Linked DNA regions of Mus musculus: all the other regions are linked to region 1. The links are chromatin loops, found by intact Hi-C in ENCODE. Cell type or tissue: heart. All regions are shown on one strand.

Region 1 (5,000 bases):
TGTGGTGTGTATGTGTGTGTGCATATGTATGTGTGTGGTGCGTGTGTATGTGTGTGGTGTGTATGTGTGTGTGGTGTGTATGCATACATGCACATGATATACATTTGTGGGTGTAGTTCAGAGGACAACTGGCAAAACCTGGCTCTCTCTTCCCATTTGTGTTGCCCTTAACTACAGAGCATTCTTGCCAGTCCAGGTATGTTTTTTGCATAGATATGCAAATGTTCATTGCAATAACAGAATAAAGTTGTCACTGAATACAGCAACGCATATCTTTGATCTCATGGACATCTTTGAAGTTTGAGGCCAGTCAAGGCTACAAGTCTCTCTTGTCTGTCTGTCTGTCTGTCTCTCAACAAAAAATGCTAAAAATGCCCATTGATTGGTAAATGCATAAACTAACTATGGTGTGTTCATACAATGGAACAGAATACAACTTGGCCACAGAAATGAATGGCTTTCAAAATAATTATGTTAAATGGTAGTAGCCAGAGCCTTAAAGAGATCTCGTGAGTCCTGTCTCATAAAGGCTTTAGAAAAGAGACTGATGAGCACGCAGAGACAGAAAGCAGCTGCGGGAGGGGGCTGCCTTGAGAGGCAGCAAGCAGTGCTGGGGAGAGTTAGGGTGAAGGACTGCAAAGATTAGGAGAAAAATCTTTAGGGCAATCATATGCTTATCATCTTAAATTGCATCCCTGATTTTGTGGGCTCTGTGTTCCCCTCACTGTAAATACCAGAGTCCCGTCTTAGTTACTTTTCTCATTGCTATGATAAAACACCAGACAGAAGCAATTTAAGAAAGGGTTTATTTTTGGTCCATGTTTTGACCTCACAATCCTCCTGCCTCCACCCCCTGAGTGCTGGATTACAGGCATGGATCAGCCCCCATGCTCAGCAAATTACTATTTACTTGTGCTGTGCATATTTCAAAAGGAAGTTTCTTCAACAGTTTTTTTTTTTTTAAATTTTCACAGGAAACCAGGGTTCCTAAACACATTTTTCTTTTTAAGATTTATTTATTTTATGTATATGTGTACTCTGTAGCTGTCTTCAGACACACCAGAACAGGGTGGGTGTCCATTACAGATGGTTGTGAGCCACCATGTGGTTGCTGGGAATTGAACTCAGGACCTCGGAAAGAGCAGTCAGTGCTCTTAACCGCTGAGCCATCTCTCCAGCCCCCACATTTTTCTTGTAACAAAAATCTTCAAAAACTGAAGAGTGAAGAAAGGGACTAATTTTGAGGGTCATTCTGTTGGGTTTTTAGAAAATATTTAATTATTTTATTTATGAATACACTGTCGCTGTCTTCAGATGCACCAGAAGAAGGCATCGGATCCTGTTACAGATGGTTGTGAGCCACCACGTGGCTGCTAGGGATTGAACTCAGGACCTCTGGAAGAGCAGTCAGTGCTCTTAACCACTGAGCCATCTCTCCAACCCCTTGAAGTTATTCTCTATTCTTGAGAGACAAGGTGGCAAGATGGTACCCTTGGCATTGGGTAACAGAAACGTGCCATAGCAGGTGACCCCCGAGACCGGCTGGCAAAGCTCTGTGGTTTTATTTTTCTTGAGAGGCAAGAGACAGCTTTGTCATTCAGAGGGCATATAGAAACTCGGGTCTGGGTAGGCACCAACCCCCATCCCTGATGGCAGAGAGAGGGAGAATGACAGAGTCACCAGCCTCTGATCCCCTCTGAGTGCCCCAGCCATACTGCTATACTACAGGATTCTGAGGATGGCTAGAGCCAGGGCCAGAAGGCTCACCACCCAGCCCTGTGCCCTGATCAAAGGGGCTCAGTGGAGCCACGAGATAAAGAGCTTTCAGGCCCCAAATTCCATAAACGGGGAGTGGTGGGACTCACCGTGATCCCAGCATTCACGAGAAAGCAGCCCAGGAATCAGGAGCTTAAGGATATCCTCAGCTACACAGTGAGCTGGAGGCCAGCCTGGGCTACGTGAGACCCCGTCTCAACAACCAAAGGGGGATTAGTTAGGGAGCACGGGAGCAGCAGTCCCAGCCATGCCTGGTTTCGCACACCTGGGAGAGTCTGTCTATACACAGACGCAACTCAAGCAGAGGTTCTTCATACACAGTCCCATGCCTCAACATGTTGGTTAACTGTGCCTCTGTTTCCATACAAAACTGAGGTTACAGGGATGACCACAAACAGCTGTGAGCACCAAGAGTTTCTGTCTATGCTGAATGTTTAGGTCTGGCCTCTGGTGTGTTCATGGTCATGGTGTTCTTTTTAAAGCCCCGCCTCCACCCTTCCTCATATGGAACACAAGCTTCCCTGGTGAGGGGAATTCCCTAACCCAGGCTTAGCTGGGTCTGAGATTCTTGTTTTATATCTATTGCCCTGTCTAAAACTCTCACAGAAAAACCTAGAAACCCAGGTAGGGTTGGGGTGACACTTGGACCGACTGCTCCTGCAAGGCCGGATGTCTCCAGCAGGGGGCGGCAAGCACCAAGCTTTGTTTGGCATGGGTCCCTACAGAGCCCTACCTCGGTTACTTTCTATAACACGGGTAGACTTGTGATACCATTCTCCTACAGGAGCCCTGGACTCAGCTACTTCTCCATGTAACCATGGACTCTTAAGTCTTACTATTAGTTTCCCATAGAGTGTGAAATACGAATGCTGTCCATTCTTTCTCCCTGACCCCAGCGCCCCAAGTTATACCAATCTTCACCCCGGGGCAGCCTTCTCTCAATCTGACAAGAGACTTCCAAACAACACAAATAAAAGACCACCCCCCAAAACACATATTTATTGTTCAATTAATGAACTAACGGGGAGGGGTGAGTGGACTCGGTCAGGGGTGGCTAGTTTTGAATAGCCAGAAACTCTTGTTAATTGTATACAAAACACGGTTATTAAAAAAAAAAAGAAAAAAAACATATGTAGAAAATGGGTGGGCAAAGCAGGAGCCTTACAGAGGACTCAAGGCACCTGGGAATTTGAGACACAGTCCAACGTCACATCTAGAGTAGTGTACCAGGGCTGCACCCAGGACTTCCCTATAGAACAGATACACTCCCTTCTTGCCTTTAAAAATAATCACTGCAAAACTGCCCTTGAAGGGGCATAATGACCACTGGCCAAGGCACTGCCAGAAAGAAAAAGAGCCCACACGGAGCCCTGAGCTGCCTTCTCCAGGACTCAGAACCGGAGCTGGGCTATCCCTGTTCCCGGGATCCCACAGGGTTCAGCTTTCCCCTAGGAGGAGTGGCCATCAGACACTATACGCAGGTACATACACCCTGGGCTTTGGTCAGCGCCGTGGGTGGGCAGAGGAGCTGCAGCTGGTCCTGTCCAGCTTGTGTAGTCTTAGATGCACTTTGCAGTACAGTCCGGCTGGGAGCTGCTGTGCCGGGCCAGGATAGCTCAATCAGCATAGCTAATCGGGATAGCACAGGCAGCATCCAGTGCCTGCTGTGTCCGTTCTGGACTTGGCACCAGGTCCCAGCAATCCATCCGTGACAGAGTGCTCCAAGATAATGTCCTCCACACGGGTGATGTACAGTAGGGTCAGCAGCACACCAAGAAACTGAGGACAGAGAGGGAGCCGGTGAGAGCCTGCTGGCACATGGGCATCCTTCCATGGCAGTTCCCTCCCTGGGAACTGGGCTGGGGAAATCAAGGCACCCCAGCACCCACTGCCCAGGCAGCCCCAGGCTGGACCTGCTCTACCCTTCCCAGGAACGTGGAGACTTCCTGCCCCTGTACATTAGCATGGCCCCTCTATGCTGGTCTTCTGCCTCGATCCCAGCTCTGCCACACCTTATCCAGGGGACCCTTGGGAAAGTCACTTCACTCTTCGAATCCTCCATTTCCACTACCGCCACTAAGCAGATGTGCTTATCAGTCGCACCAACCACACTGGCGGACTGGAGGCAGAGCCAGTGCAGAGAGAGCAACTGAGACTACTCTGTTTGGCTCTCCTTCCAGACCCCAGCCCTCCCAGAGCCTCTGAACCCTTCTCCTTCAACACTCAGCCTGGCTTCATCTGCACCCACGGACTACCCACCTGAGGAAGCAGGATGCCCAGTAAAAGGCCCGCCATGATGGTATAGTTGTCCATGAACCATATCAACACGGCGTTGGTGCAGCCCCGCACGTGAATGATGTTCTGTGCATTCAGGCGCTGTGCGGGAGGAGGGAGAGGATCAGCGGCATGGGAAGGTGGCCCTGGGTTCTCTAGTGCTGCTCCCGAGATGGCACTGGGGACACTGTGGTAGTGCTCTGGTGGTGAGAACTGCTGGGAACTGGCAGAGTGTGCCTGCATGCCTCCCAGATGCCACCCAGGGCTGCGCACTGTTACCTGAGCCAAAAGCCTACTCCAGGTATATGTGGAGGGAAACCCTACATGGTTTTAATGTACAGTGAAGCTTCTAGAATTACTATGTTACATTCTCCTCCCACGAGTGGACAATCCCTTGCCATGAAACTGTTTCATGTACAAATTATTAAAAACATCATCATTTGAAACTTTGTTCCATGTACAAATTATTAAAGACAACGCCATTTGTGGATGGCGCTACCCTCTTGAACACATGAGTAGGACTAATCGGACCCACTGGGTTATTAAAAGAAGAAAGAAAAAAGACTGGGCACAGTGATTCCCACCTTTAATCCTAGTGCTCACTCAGGAGGCAGAGGCAGGGGAATCTCTGTGAGTTTGAGGCAGCCTAGTCTACATAGCAATTGCAGGTCAAACGGGGCTACATAGACTTGTCCAGAAAGCCGAGGCTGGGAGCCACCCAAGGACTTTCTCTTCCCCAGGAATTCCTGAGTCCCAGGCAGGTAGTACCAGTGTGAGCTGTCAACAAACTGCAGGGCTGGGCAGGCAGCATGGGAGGAGCCCTGGACACGATATCTCACTCAGCTAAGCCTGCCTGGAGCAGGGACTCAGCAAACCTGGCCAGATGACCTCCCCTGGCTCCCTGGGTCCTTCTGTGAGTGACAGCCAAGGAGAGCTGGGAAATCTGAGTA
Region 2 (5,000 bases), 52 kb after region 1:
TAAAGACTCTTGCCACCAAGCCTGTGATGGCCTGAGAGACATCCCTGGGACCTACATGGTAAGAAGAGAGCACTGACTTCCAAAAGTTGTCTTCTGGCCTATGCACACTCGCACACACATTCACGAGTGTGCGCACACACACAAATATAATTTGAAATTTTAAAATAGAACCAAATGATAGCTGCTTCCAGTTCACATCTAGGGGCTAAATCTGCTCCTGAAGAACCTGAATGGAAGGGCAGAACATTCTGCACCGAGAAAACATACACAGATGTGTCCGCCTGGGCCACGGAAAGTGGCAAGCCCATGTTCTGCCGCTTTCTGTGCTGGGTTCTAAGGCCCCTAGAGGTGGTAGGCTTTCACCAAGGATAAAGTAGCAGCCTGCCCAGCTCTAGATTAAGTGTACCCGGGGCCTTGGGCCTGCTGGATGGTTGATAAAAGAAAGACTGTTCCTTAGCTACATTACCACCACGCCTGCTCAGCGCCTGGTGCCATGTAGAGGTGAACCCATGGAAATGCTTATTAAACGTGAGCCCCCCCCCCCCCCGTGAGCTGTCCCCAGGGCCATGCACACTGACTGCTGGCAGCCCCACCCACAGCAAGCTGCAGAGCTGGGTCCTTCCGAAGCTTCCACCAGAGAGCTGGCCACTGAGACATTGGATGAAAACCTCACTGGGTCCTGGAGGGCTCAACCCTGTGCAGGAAGCCTCCTGTCTCCTTCCTCTACTTCCTGTCTTTCCTCTCAGGGCATTTTGACGTCTTCTCTGCGTCCCAGCTTCTACTTTCTGTCTCATGAACTAATCCCTTGGGGCCCTTTTTGGAAAAACAGAAAGCCCTTCCTTTAACAAAATTCAATTTTCTGTTATTAACAGGGGAGACTGCATTGTTTATCATTATCATCATCATTATTATTATTATTTGTTATGAGACAGCACCAAACCTTTGTGAGGTAAACAAGTCAGACTCTGACTGAAGAGAAGGCTCAGGTCTGGAGCCTCCCATACAATCACACAGACCTTCAGAAATCTCCTGGACCTGGAACCTGGGTTAGTCTCCACTACCCTGATACTCACCCCATGACTGGGCCAAGTGTCCCACAGAAAGCAACATTTTTTTTCTCCCTCTCTGAGCAAATGACTCTACCTATTTCCTCATGACTGCAGAGAATCTCGCCTCATAGGAATGTCCCGGGGAGTGGCTGAAGAAGTGTTAGGGAAGGAAGCTCAGTGTCTTAGTTAGGGTTTCACTGCTGTGAAGAGACACCATGACCAAGGCAAGTCTTACAAGGACAGCATTTGATTGGGGCTGGCTCACAGGTTCAGAGGTTCAGTCCATTATCATTAAGGTGGGAGCACGGCAGCATCCAGGTAGGCATGGTGCAGGAGGAGCTGAGAGTTCTACATCTTCATCTGAAGGCTGCTAGCAGAATACTGACTTCCAGGCAGCTAGGACAAGGGTCTTAAATCCACACTCACAATGACACACCTACTCCAACAAGGCTACACCTCCAAATCGTGCCACTCCCTGGGCCAAGCATATCCAAACCATGACACTCAGTGACCTTGCTATTTAGTGTTTCAGAGAGCCATGAGCTACATGCTAAGTAAAAGCAGCGGACTTGGAGAGCATTGTTGATTTCCTCTGGTAAAAGAGCAAGTCTCCCTCCAATTTTACACTTTCACAGAACCAAACCAAACCAAACCAAACCAAACCAAACCAAACAAACAAACCAACAAACACTTGTGTTGCTATCCAGGCTTCCTCCTACCCTGGCTGTCATCGTAGATAAGGCAATAGATGCGCACCGTCACACCAATGTGACTCATATTAAAGAAGAGGATTTTATTTTTCTTTTTAAAAATGATATGCATATGTGGATGTCTGTGTGTGGCTTCTGCATGTGAATGCAGTGTCCATGGAAACCAAAAATGAGTGGTGTGTCTCCTCTAGAGCTGTGGCTGGCCCTAGGCAATAAGAGTGTATGCTTTCTTAAGCACTGAACTGGCTCACATTAAATACCAGACAGGTAGGTCTTCTATGGTAAATAAGGCTCAGGGTGTCCTTATCCAAGCCTTAGGGATAGGGCCCAGAGAAATGAACTCACTGGGCAGTTTTGCCATTGTACAAACATCAAAATGGTAATGATGTTACTAGGTTAAAAAGTTGCAGGAAACAAATGCACCCTTTCCATGAGACACAATTTCTTGTTTGTTTTGTTTTTCAAGACAGGTTTTCCCTCTGAGTCCTGACTGGCCTGGAACATGCCCTGTAGACCAGGCTGGCCTTGAACTTGGAGATCCACTGCCTCCCAAGTGCTGGGGTTAAAGGTTCGTGCCACCACCACCCAGCTGAGATACAAACTATTTTTTAAATTGCATTTACTTATTATGTATGTGTGCACAGGCTGCCGTAGCCCAAGTGTGGAGGTCAGAGGGCACCTTGCAGGAAGAGGCTCTCTCCTTTCACCATTCAGGTGGTTATGCTTGGCTGGCGGCATGCACCATTAGCCACTGAGCCGTCTTGGCAGTGCCCTGTGTTTCTTTTTTCAGACACGGTTGGATAAACCAGGCTAGCATCAAATTCATCATGTGACTGAGCTGGCTGCTTTTGCCTCCCAAGTGCTGAGATGAGATGACAGATAAGTACCTATATACACACATACACACACGTATTTCATTATATATACATGTATATATGCATTATATGTGTATATTTATATAAGTATGTGTATATATATGTACTTCATTATATATGTATATATATTCATTATTTATATTATACTCATATGTATGTGTACAAAAATAAACATATATTTCATTATGTATATATGTATATATTCATTATATGTATATTCATATATGTATGTGTATGTATGTATTTCATTATGTATATATGTATAACCATATGTGTATGTATATATATATATGTATATATGTGTGTGTATACATATATGTGTAAATATATATATGTGTGTGTCTAATATATATGTGTGTGTATGTATATATATATATGTATATATGTATACACACATATATACATATATATATATATATATACACATACATATAAATTCTATAACCCAGGCTGCCCCTCATAACCCTCTTGGCTTAGCCTCCCAAGTATGGGGATACAAAGTATCACGACTGGGCCATCAACATAATTCAGTGTAAGCAACACTGACAGCCTCTGGAGAAGTCCAGGCCAGGGGCAGCCTGCCTGCATGGAGGTCACATCTGGACGCCGCACAATGCCCACTGACACAGAAATGTCCAACTCTGAACAGAAGTGTAACTTTTACAAATTTGTCTCAAATGGATCCTGCCTGTTTCCATGATTGCGTCTGGGATGCACGTGCCCCTTATCCCTCATCCCCTGCCAGGAGGATCAAACCTGGATCCGAGGGACAACTGAGTCTAAGAACATCTGTTCCCCACCTGCACTCCAAGGGCAAGACCAAGGAGGGAAGGTGTGAGGTCTTCAGGGCAGAAGGGTTCCTGTTTCTTGCTGGTGACCTGGAGTCCAGTGGGGGCAGTCAGTACTGAGAAGTTTGCCTTGGTCTGGAGTTAACATGACTGCTCAAGTGGTTAGGATGCTTGCTGCAGGTCTAACAACCATCTGTAATGGGGTCAGATGCCCTCTTCTGGTGTGTCTGAGGAGAGCGACAGTGTACTCACATACCTAAAGAAAATAAATAAATCTTTTAAAAAGACAAAAAAAAGTTAATAAAAGCTCATTGGGTTTCTGTTGTTGTTTCTGTTCTTTAGTTTCAATTCTGTCGTGGATTTTTCATATTGTGGTAGATAAGTGCCTAAAATATATCCCATAGTGACAGTGTGAATCCAGTGTGAAGCTTCATAGCTTCACACTAGTTAGAAGTTCACTGACAAACTTTGGGTTGGTTGAATTTGGTGTGTGATTTTTTTTTTTTTGCAAGTTCTTTATTATAACTATTTTTAAAACTCTGCTCTCTTCTAGTGGGAAGAGCCAGGTCCCTGGAGAAATGAGTGCTGGCCAAACAAGTATTTCATTTTTAATTCAAACGTGGACATCAGAGAAGCACCAGGAATGGAGAGGAACTGATTTGCATGTAAGAGTCTGTGTATTACCACAATCTGGTTCACCGAAATTCGACACCTCAGACAGAACCCTGTAACCCAAGAAGAACTCTCCAGAAAGGTCCTGGACCAAACAAAAATCAGGGCAGAGACCAAGTATGGTATGGCATGTTTGCAATCCTAGCCAAGGCTGAGGCAGGAGGATCAAGAATTTAAGGTCATCCTTGGCTACCTAGCATGTTTAGGCCACTTGAGATCCTGACTCAGGAAGAAAAAGTTTGTGAGGGTAGCCTGGGCTACACAATGAGACTCTGACTCACAAAACCAAAAAACCAAAAACAAAAAGACAAACAAACAAAAAAACTAAACAAAACCCCTAACCATTGCAGTGTTCTCTGTAGCTGGAGTGTTTTGGGTTGTTATGAGCCAGAGTTTGGAAATTCCAAGTAGAAAACAGTACAAAATGGCTTCTAACAACAGAGGTGTTGACAGTTAAATCCACACAAAAAGAAAATAATGTGTTGCTATGGGAACCCCCCTAAACCAGTGATTCTCAACCTTCTTAATGCAGCTCCTCATGTTGTGGTGACCCCATCCATAAAATTATTTTTGTTGCTACCTCATAACTGTAGTTTTGCTGGGTACAAATTGAAATGTAGACATCTGGTATGCAGAAGGTATTCGGTGATCCCCCAAAGGGGCTGAAACCCACAGGTTGAGAACCGCTGCTCTAAACCGATGACCTACAAAACAGTCACAACTTTGAACAAAGTTCAAGGAATTACAGCCTACCTCTGCGGCTGCAGAGACAGCTCAGCAGTTAAGGACACTCCCTGCTCTTGCTGAGGTCCTGAGTTCAGTTCCCAACAGTCGTGCAACTCCAGCTGCAGAGCGATCCAAAGCCTCTGGCTTCTGAGGGCACCTGCACACACACGCACATAACCA
Region 3 (5,000 bases), 220 kb after region 1:
GGAGAGTGGAGGGAGGGAGGGAGGGAGGATGGATAGACAGAGGGAAGGAAGGAGAATGGAAGAAGGGAGGAGAGATAGAGTGAAGGAGAATAGAGGGAGGGAGGATGAGTGGACAGAGGGAAGGAGGATGGATAGAGAGAGGAAGGGAGGATGGAGGGAGGGAGGATGGATAGACAGAGAGAGGAAGGGAGGATGGAAGGAGGGAGGATGATATAGATGCAGGCTTCGCATCTCCCCGTGTTGCTCTGCAGAAAAATGGCAGCACCCTTCATATTTATATATATTTTACTCAAACTCAGCCCCAATCTCACTGCCCCCCACCCCAAGTCCACTGAGTTACCGATGATAACGCCGACTTCACAGTTGGGATCATCATAAGCACAAGTCATCATGGTCCCCACAGTGTCGTTAACCAAAGCCAGGATGTCCACGTCCAGGTCCTGGTGAACAGAAGGCCTCAAGGGTATCAGTGGAGGGAAGTCATATTCTCTCTACCCCACCCCCAAACAGTGAACACGCTAAACACTGCCTGCAAGAAACAGATTTTGTGAAGGTTCAAAGCCCAGGGTAGGAGGGGAAGCTTGTGCTTCTGCGCTGAGGGAATGACTGCTGTGAAGGGGACTATACGGGCAGCCCTGGCATCTACCCCCGGGGGGGGGGGGAGATAATGGAAAACAGATCTGTCATGGAAATGATGGTTATTTCTAAGAGAAAACATGTCAGTCCTGGGTCACGGGGCCCTGCCAGGCAGCAAGCATGGCAAAACCCATCTCAACTAAAACCTGTCTCTTCTACGTGGGTTATTCTGTCCGGACGCTGCCATCACAGTTCCCTCAGACCTGAAGGACTGACTGCTTTAAGGTGAGAAGAAAGGATTGGAAGGTGACACATCAAAGTCTTCCTTTGGGGTTAGGGGATCATAGCTCCACGTGGTACACCAGCCCCTTTCCTAGAGGCTCATTCACCAGCTCGGCTAAGAACGGTAAGAATAGCTCCTCTTCCTATCATGCAACAAGCAGTTCAGCTTTTAAGGGGTTGAGATTTTCTCTCTCTCTTTCTCTCTTACTTTTGCTGCTATAAAAATGATTGTAAAATATTCTCAAAAAAGCAAGCGTAGAAAGCTAAGTAGAGAGCTATGAACAGTGTTCTTTGGTTCTTTGGGACCTGTGTGTTCGTTGGTTGGCTGGTTGGTTGGTTGGCTGGCTGGTAACTAGGACTTGTCCCCAAAGCATGTGCATGTGACTTCACCACTACACCCCAGCCTAAAGAGGAGGCAAGGCGGGGCTTAAACACAGCCACAGCTCAAGTCCAACCTTCCAACAAGGGCAGGTTGTGGTGCCTGGGGACCCAGGCATAAAAGGTTGCCTGCCTCTTGTGGTTCTCCAGAAGGCCAGCGCTCCTCTTCACTACAAAGGGGACCCCGCCAAGTTCTCCTTCCAGGGGGATGCACTACAAGGACCCCCCAAGCCCAAGGGTAGAGGACTAGGAGGCCTCACACCAAGGTGAACCCCTTACCTTGTGCTTCTTCATGGCAGTGGCCAGGCGGTTCACCACGTCTGTGTCCTGAACTCCCCGGGCCTTGAACTTCTTGGTCCACGAAAGCAGAACACCCTGTGAGGGTGCTTTTGGTCAGTGCCTGGAGGTGTTCAGGCTATGCCGCGGCAGGCAGACAGCCCTGGCTCTGAGCCCCACGGGCTCTCCTCTCTCTGTTCAATCACTCTGATTCTTTGGGGTTTGATTTTGTTTCTAATTGATACATAATAATTTAAGGGGTATGCTAGGCAGGTTCAGTGCATAATCCAATCAACCCGCACAAACACTACACACAGCTATGGGATTTTTTTTAAATGAGACTTATCTAGATTTCCAAAACAAGTTAAGACTCATGAGGCAGAGGCAGGTGGGTGTCTGTGAGCCAGCCTGGTCTACAGAGTGAATTCCAGGATAGCCAGGGCTACAACACAGAGAAACCCTGTCTTGAGAAAGCAAAACAAAACCAACAACAACAAAATGAGAGACGTGTAACTTGTTCCCTGTGCCTGAGTTATTTCACTGAGTTTAATATTCCCACACATTCCCACAAATGACAGAATGGCTTCCTTTTGATGGCTGAGTAATATTCCACTGTACAGAGGTGCCCTTTCTTAATCTGCTCATCCGCTGGGAGACATTTGGGTTGATTCCATCTTTTGCAAAGAAAAATTTTTTAATGTTGCCTTGGGTGAATAAATTAGGGACAGAAATACCTCCCCTTTCTTTACATATTTTATCTCAGTCACCAGAAGCACAAATGCTGAAGAGACAGAACTCTGACTCACAGCACACGGGAGCCAAGAGCTTTTGATTCGTATAATAGAACCCACACGCACACTTGCACACTCCCCCTGCCCCACCTCCAGCTGCACAGGGAACTGATGAGAGAATGACCCCTCTGTCCCCTCCGTTCACACCCTGGGGTAGGGTACTTCGGGGTGTATAGAATGCACAAGTTGTAGGTCCCCCAGAACTAGCTCGGTGCTACCTTATAGGGACTTCCTGGAGAACTTAATTTCAACTTGGATAAATGGTTCTCAGGTTGAATGAACGATCATTTCTTACAAATGGCATTTCTCGTCTGAATTCACAAGGAATTACAGGCTTTTGTTCCAGATGAGAAGAGAACGTGAAGATTAACAGACTTGCCCAAGTCCATCCACCCGGTCAGGAGCAGCTAAGTCCAAGCCCACAAACTCCCCAGACACCCCTCTTCTAGTCCCCTAAGTTATGAATGAAGGAACACACAGGAACATACTCCAGGAGCTCCAATCGGACACATCGCACAACTTAGACCCATGGTCAGAGCCACAGTTGGGTTTTGTGCCACACTGCCACCGTGAGGCCACTGCAGGTCACTTCTGCCTTCATAGGCTCAGGCAACAATCGACAGAGGAAATGAAATGGCCTTTAGGTGCCAGGAGGCAGAGGCAGGGGATATCTGTGACTCTGAGGCCAGCACTGCATCTCTGGGCAACCTTGAGATGTGCACTTAGGGCCCAGTAAGCCTTCATGAGAACCACCTAAAGTGCCCATCCATCCTTTCATGCTCTGTATGTTCCGTTAAGCACAGAAACCAAGGGCCCACATCACCCCGTTCTGTCTCACATTAGCAGAAAGCAGAAAGACCGACAGACCAGAATTTCATGCATGAATGCACCTGCTCCCGCCCCTCTCCCTCCCCCATCCCTTGCCTTACCTCCTCCAACTTATTCTGTCTGCAGGGAAAAGAAAAGGTGAAGCCCAGAGGCAGCTTCTTATGTGTCAGATTTTTGGTCTTCATGAAATCTGCCAGGCAGTCGGCTACGTAGTCAAAAAGCTGCCAGAGAGAACACAGGCACAAGGCTTAGGTGCCGCCTCTCGTGGCTGGTACCCAGGTCTTCCCCTCCTGCCAGTACCTCCGTGCCATTCCCACGGGTGATTTCATTGGGCATTGGGTAGAACTGGCTCTCCATCTGAACATTTTGCTGGCCCTCTTGGGAGACTTGCACCTTCAAGACCCGAAACTTGGATCCTCCGAGATCCAGGGAAAGGAATTCCCCGTTTTCTATGAGAAATGAAAATAGTCACCATTCTGTGGAGATTCTCCTAGGTATGGTAAAAAGCCTGACATACAGCAAGCGCTGTCCAAGGTCCCAACCCCCTGCGGATTAGTGTCACCAGCCCACTAGCCTGAGGGTTGGGGATATGGTCTTCAGTCTGCTCTACACAGGAGCTGGCAGAGCTGGGATGTGAGCCCAAGTCTGCCTGATTCTGCTCCACTCGGTCATGCTGGAGAGAATGAGCAAGCTCATTGGGAAAAGGCACATGTGACCCCATTTTGTGAGCAGGACGGGGCGGGGTGGGGCTGGGCTCTGAGAATGAGCCTTAAGAGCAGAGACTATACCCAGATGCTGTCTAGGAAGAAAGCTGTTGCACCAACCACTGGGAAAACTCACATAAGGGCATGAGAGAGAGGGGGGGGGAGAGAGAGGCGCAGCGAAGAGAAGCCAGCCTCCCACAAGCCCCAGTGGGCAGCAGGGACCACATGGTTGCTTAATTTAGGGGTAAGGGCGCACAGTCTCTCCACCAGGAGCAGATGGTCCTGCATCCAAAAGCCCAAGAAGGATGCTACAAAAAGAGACACAGAATGATGCATGTGTGGGGGAGGCACCACACGCCATGACACCTATGCAGGACCCTCACCAGTGCCTTTGGTGTCTGTCACATGTATGGGAAGTTCACCTCCTAACACTAGACGTGTTTATAAAGAACTATCTGTGCCTGCAGGGTGGTCTCATAGGCCAGGCATGAGAAATCCCATGCCTGCAAACCCCAGTAGCAGGGTCTGATGTCACACCATGGCAACCTCAGTCTCCTGTACATTGAGGGGCAGCTGGACAGTCTATTGCTGTTAGTGAGCCACGAGAGGTGATGCCCAAGAAACATCTCTAGCAGACAGCAAACGCGGAGGACACGGGGAGGAGGTTCCCAGGCCCAGTTCCCCCAAAGCTGAGCACACAGAGGTCCCTGCTGTAGGATTTCCATGAGATCTGTGTGCTTCCATCTCAGTCTTTACACAACAAACACACCCGGGCTATGCTCCGGAGTTTCTCTGTTCTGGCAATCCAAGAGTTAAAAGCTGATGCTTAGCTGGCCAGAACAGTGCTGTGCAAACTGTCACACACACACACACACACACACACACACACACACACACACACACACACACGTACCTCTCTGAGAACCTGGCAGCTGAGTCAGTGGAAAGGCCTGGAACTCTGCATTCCTGGACACGCCATCCCCCCCCCCCCCCCAGCTAAGGTGTCAATCATTTATAGACCCAGCCAGAATTTTGTTTCAGTGGAAGCAAGTAGAGATTATCTCCCTAGATTAGCACTGAACTGAGCCCGAGGGAGTGGCTTAAGGTTTATGACTGGGCCAAGGAATCCAGGCACAAAATCCTATGCACTTATCACACCCGTGCA
Region 4 (5,000 bases), 190 kb after region 1:
GCCAGAGACCGACTACGTCGCTTCATTGGTCTTGGACAGAGAAGGCGGATTTCTGATCTGTTTTAGCATCAGTTGCGTTCCGGCTCTGGAGGGAAAGGCTGTGAGAAGTCAGAAGATGGCCAGATCAGAGCCACAGGGCCCTCACAGAATTTCAAACAAAGCAGATTAAAGGCAGAACATTCAAGGCAGCCGTTATGTGAGTGACGGGTGTTCTGGGTGTGAGACTGGCAGTTGGATCCAAGAAGATGCTGAGTCTGACCTGGGGCGTGAATGAATGACCTGTTGGCTTCCCGGGGAACTGTCCTTTGTCCTCTGCTTCAAGCCCATGCCAGGCTCACCCCAGAGTGCCCACTATTCCTCTCTACAGTTACTATAACGTAGATGATTTTCATCAGTACTGAGGTACCTAGAAACCAGGGTTATGTCTCTACTTATAAGGGGTTATATAAAATGCAAAAAAAAAAAAAAAAATTAGCACGCATCCTAATGGTTAGCCATGCTGTTCTGTTAAGAAAAGTAGAAGTTTTAAAAACTTTTTAAAAATTCACTTTAAAGCTGCACTTTACATCCCAGTATCAGTCCCCCTCTTCCTCCCAGTGCCCCCTTACATAGGTCCTCCCCTCATCCCTCCTCCCCTCCTCATCTGAGAAAGGGGAGTCCCCTCTAGGTATTACCCCACCCTGGCACATCAAGTCACTGCAGGGCTAGGCACATCCTCTCCCACTGAGGCCAGGCAAGGCAGCCCAGTTCGGGGAACGAATCCACAGGCAAGCACAGAGGCAGGGTCAGTGCTCACAACGGTTGTTGGGGGACCAAGCTGCACATCTGCTACACATGTGCAGGTGTGTGTGTGTGTGGGGTGTGATAGTAAGGCTTATTGTCAAGCCAAGGACAATGTGTAAAATAAAGTCCCCTCTCTGTGTACCAACTGCACCCCACAAAATAGTCTTTTCTGTAGGTAAAAGACATGGAGGTAGATTGAAATTTTGCTTCTGGGCTGGGGGGGGGGTATCCTCTGCTCAGTAGACAGTAATGGTCTAGCATCATCCCCACCATGAATTAACTCTGCATCTCTGTAAGAAGGGCCCAAGACAATTGCTGCCCGCCCCTTTACTGTTGAGAGAACCTCCAGGCTTCAAGACCAACACAGGTGTCAGTGGGTTCTAAGCACAACGAGGCTCTGGTAAGCAAGGAGCTGAGAAAGCTAGTGGGCTCGCAGAGCCTAGCTCACTCACTCACCAGCCCCTCGGAGTGGGCAGCCTCGACACTGATATACGCTCCCATGGCTACTGATTCCAAACACACTGAAGGCCAACTCCTAAAAGCCTGCCCAGGGGTCCCGAGGCTTGTCCCAGTTGGCTTTGTATCACTGTGATAGACACTATGACCTAAAGTGACTTGGGGTGAGGAGGCAAAGGCTTATCTGGCTTACATTCAGGACACCGTCCGTCACCACCCCAATCGAGGGAAGTCAGCAGGAAGTCAAGGCGGGAACTGAAGAGACCTCAGAAGGATGCTGCATCCTGGCTTGCTCCTCAGGGCTTGCTCGACTGGCATTCTTATACAACCAAAGACCACCAGCCCAGGGGTGGCACTGCCCACAATGAGCTGGGTCCTCACGTCAATCGTTAATCAAGACAACATCCTGAGGACCTGCCTACCAGCCCACCCGATAGAAGCAGATTCTCAGTTGAAGGTTCTTCCTCCCACATGGCTCTAATTCACGCCCAGTAGACCAGGCTGGGTGGGTTGACCAGAGGGCTTCCCTAAGGACTTGGGTGCCCAGGACTCTGCTTTCAAGGTTACCTCCTTTCTCATTTCATCAGAATGACTCAGACTAAAGTGGCCCCAACCCAGAACATTCCAGGATACAGCAGTGGGTGACCCGTGGGTGAAAAGCTTACAGGACAAAAGTCACCAGACGTCCGAGGAAGAAAGCTACCCGAAAAGAATGTCAACAAACTGGGAAATGTGACTTCCAGCACAAACAGCACAGGAGACCAACCGAGGGTGTCAAAGAGGGATGGCAGAGACACTGGACAGAGCGGGGGGTGGGGGGAAGGTATATATGCAAAGTAAGAGCTGAAGTCAGAGGAAGAACTAGAAATACATAAAATAGGTCACGGAGAACTAATAAAAACGTGAAATTGTTCATTGAAAAATAATAAAAACACGGAACCATATTTTGGTAAGGTTTACTTTCTTTGTTAGAATATGAAAATACAGAATAATAAAATAGACTTCAAATTTTAATTTCTTTTTAAATCTCTCTCTCTCTCTCTCTCTCTCTCTCTCTCTCTCTCTCTGAGACAGAGTCTCAGGTCGCCCAGGCTGGTGTCAAACTCACTCTTTACCTGAGGCTGGCTTTGAACACCTGAGTCCCCTGACTCCGTTTTCCATGTGCTGAGATACAGATGTGAACCACTACCCTTGGCTTCAGAAACTGGTTTTTTTTTTTTCTTTAAAAGATTCTGTTTACAGGACCACTGTGCTCATGAACTCCTGGTTTGAATGAATAGGATCAAAATATACTGGATGAAATTTTTAAAGAATTATTAATATTGTAAAAGATAAAGTTTAGACTACAGAAGATCAAACCTGGGATAGATAGATAACCACTGGTTAGATTTAAGACCGGGGCAGAGGCTGCTTAGCTGGGAGATTCTACTGCCCCCCTAGTAAGTGGACAGGAAGGCAAGATAAATACACGAATTTAACGTTCAACAGCAGGGAAGGCAGAAGCAGAAGATCCAGCATCAGGATGGTAAGAGCGTCAGGAAGACACGAAGACGGAGGTTGAAGCTATTTGAATAAAATAGCATACATTCCTCACAGCCTGCAGAAATGAAAAGCCCTGGCCACTAGCGAGAGGTCTAGTGGGAAATGTCTTACATTATGAACTATCATAGACAAAGAGGAACTTCTAAATGTCTCTAGGAGCGAGAGCCACAGTAGGGTCAGTGGCACCTGTGCCTTCATCGTCAATAGCAACCACAGACTTCTTTTAAATTTTGTTTTTATGTTAAAGGGGTGGGTAGCACGCGTCCCCTCGTGCGTGTGGAGGTCAGAGGACAACTTTTGGGAGTCAGTTCTCTTCTCCCATGTTCAGGTTGCCAAGCTTAGCCACAAGTGCCTTAACCCACTGAGCCATCACACTGGCCCAGAAGCTATAGAGATATTTTTATTGAGATTGTTGTAAATGTCTCAAAATGAGGTTTATACCCAGGAGGGCTTCAACATTATGATTACTATTTGGTTCTGTTGGTGCTTGTTATATAATGAATTAATACTTATATGTATGACTGTTACCACTTCCTCCTTTTGGGCAGGTATAGTAGGGGTTTGAGACAGACATTCACTATGTAGTCTAGGCTAGCCTTACTATGTAGTCTAGGCTAGACTCTCTATGTGGCCCAGACGAATCTTGAACTTGTGGCCCTTGCCTCAGCCTCGCAAGTATTAGAATTACAGGCATGCCTCCTCAGTCTTAGCGCTACTTAAGAGCCATTTTATAACACCCTCAGTAATCCTATGCATTTCATACCCTTAACACTTTTCTCAGACAAGATACATTTCAGGCCCTTACCCCCAATGGCCCATGGTGTACATGAGCACAGGAACACACACTCCTAGGATCTAAAGGAAGGAAGCTACAGTCTGCCGCCACTTGGTCCTTCTTTCCTCTGTTGCCTTATAGATACAAACTTACCTTTCTCTTTCCTGTGAACTCTAACACGTGGGCACAATGGGCAGCATATTACCTTGAGTCTCCGCACCAATTGAGCCATCACCTAATAGAGGACCTACTGTGTGTGTAAAGCTTGGGTCTCACCAGGTGAGACAGATGAATGGAGAGAGTCAGTCAGAAGCAGTGAGTTCATTCACTTGAGAGGCTCCCTTCACGTATCGGTTTCTTCAGAGAACGAGGGCTGCCCACTGCCCACTGACCACCGCCCACTGCCCACTGCCAGAGCTGGCTCTGGTGACCACCAGGAGCACGGAGGAGGAGGAGAACCCAGTCCTCATTCCCAATGAGATCCCCTCTTGCCCGTGGCCAGAAGCAAATTGTTTCTGAACGGGACAATGAATCAGGCCACGTGTTCTGGAAAAGCAGGGATGGAGAAACCTACTTCTCACATTTTTACCTATCAGCTCACTCTATAAGAGGCACCAAGAAAAAGGAAGTACAGGGCTCTAAAATGTAGAAAAGAACACTCTTTTCTTTGATTGCTGAGACTGAACCTCATTACATAGTCCAGGCTGGCCTCAAATTCACAGAGATCTACCTACTTCTGGCTCCACAAGGCCAAGGCTGTTTTCATTGTATATGGAATGGGATTAAATGTATTGAGGCTGGTTTTTAACTCATTTATAACCAAAAATGACCTGAATTCTCCTCCCGAGGGCCGGAATTTGAGGATCAGTAGCGCCATTCTGAGTTTATGCAGTGCTAGGGACCAAACCCACACCTTTGACCATGCTAGGCAGGTTCTCTACCAATGGAGCTCCATCCACAGCTTATTGTCTAAAGAAGACAGACTATGAGCTTCCCCCGAAGACACTTTACCTTGATGTAGTTACTGGTCTAACCTAGCAAGCCTTGAGAAGAGGGGGGCCCTCCATGGTCCCAGGTGTTTCAGGGACTCCTGCAGTCACAGAATGGATGTTTGCCCTCTCTGGAGTTCCTGTTCTGCCTCAAACTCTATGATGTCATCAACTGGTTACAGTGGCTAAAGGGACCTAGATACCTAGGGACTCCTTTTCAGAGCTAGGCAAGAAGGTTGGATAACCTCCTCAAACCTGCTTACACATGCTGAGAGACCACGGTGGTACAGCAGGCTAAACCTGTGAGCCAGATCATCTATCCCAAAAGGATGCTGCAGACTCAGAGGGAAGTGGGATAGAGAGCTGAGGATGTGGTACCCAGGAAGAACTGAGGAGAGGTTACAAGAACAGCCAGGTTCCCAGCTAATTAAGATGAAACCTAGTGGGCTGGGGAG

Evidence for each region. Hi-C counts contacts between places; a loop is a spot of excess contacts. Peaks named below come from ENCODE experiments on the same cell type or tissue, not always from the same donor. Only the 100,000 strongest peaks of a DNase experiment are listed, where the experiment ranks them.
Region 2: it touches region 1 in a loop (5-fold over the local background); 26 of 42 quality-filtered maps call a loop at or near these places.
Region 3: a loop joins it to region 1, with 6 times the contacts of the local background. A loop is called at or near these places in 12 of 42 quality-filtered maps.
Region 4: a loop joins it to region 1, with 2.4 times the contacts of the local background. A loop is called at or near these places in 7 of 42 quality-filtered maps.

The regions. Positions count from the first base shown.
Region 1 is chr10:62,184,608-62,189,607 of GRCm38, forward strand. Tspan15 (tetraspanin 15) reads right to left here. Exons shown (of 8, transcript NM_197996.2): 7 at 4,036-4,152; 8 at 789-3,555. The coding sequence ends at 3,406. Among named protein-coding and RNA genes, the nearest start is that of Mir7662, 7.1 kb to the right of the region's middle. In heart, no CTCF peak of the experiment used is centred here; DNase peaks (open chromatin) are centred at 2,454 and 3,504; H3K27me3 peaks cover 1,870 bases.
Region 2 is chr10:62,236,977-62,241,976 of GRCm38, forward strand. No RefSeq gene overlaps it. Among named protein-coding and RNA genes, the nearest start is that of Tspan15, 8.3 kb to the left of the region's middle. In heart, a CTCF peak has its summit at 3,636 (motif pointing left); a DNase peak (open chromatin) is centred at 2,505; H3K27ac peaks cover 160 bases; H3K27me3 peaks cover 224 bases.
Region 3 is chr10:62,408,275-62,413,274 of GRCm38, forward strand. Hkdc1 (hexokinase domain containing 1) reads right to left here. Exons shown (of 18, transcript NM_145419.1): 3 at 3,432-3,580; 4 at 3,233-3,352; 5 at 1,516-1,611; 6 at 341-440. Among named protein-coding and RNA genes, the nearest start is that of Hkdc1, 12 kb to the right of the region's middle. In heart, a CTCF peak has its summit at 2,878 (motif pointing left); a DNase peak (open chromatin) is centred at 2,867; H3K27ac peaks cover 255 bases.
Region 4 is chr10:62,375,248-62,380,247 of GRCm38, forward strand. It overlaps a transcript of Hk1 not described here. Among named protein-coding and RNA genes, the nearest start is that of Hk1, 37 kb to the left of the region's middle. In heart, no CTCF peak of the experiment used is centred here; no DNase peak of the experiment used is centred here; H3K27me3 peaks cover 721 bases.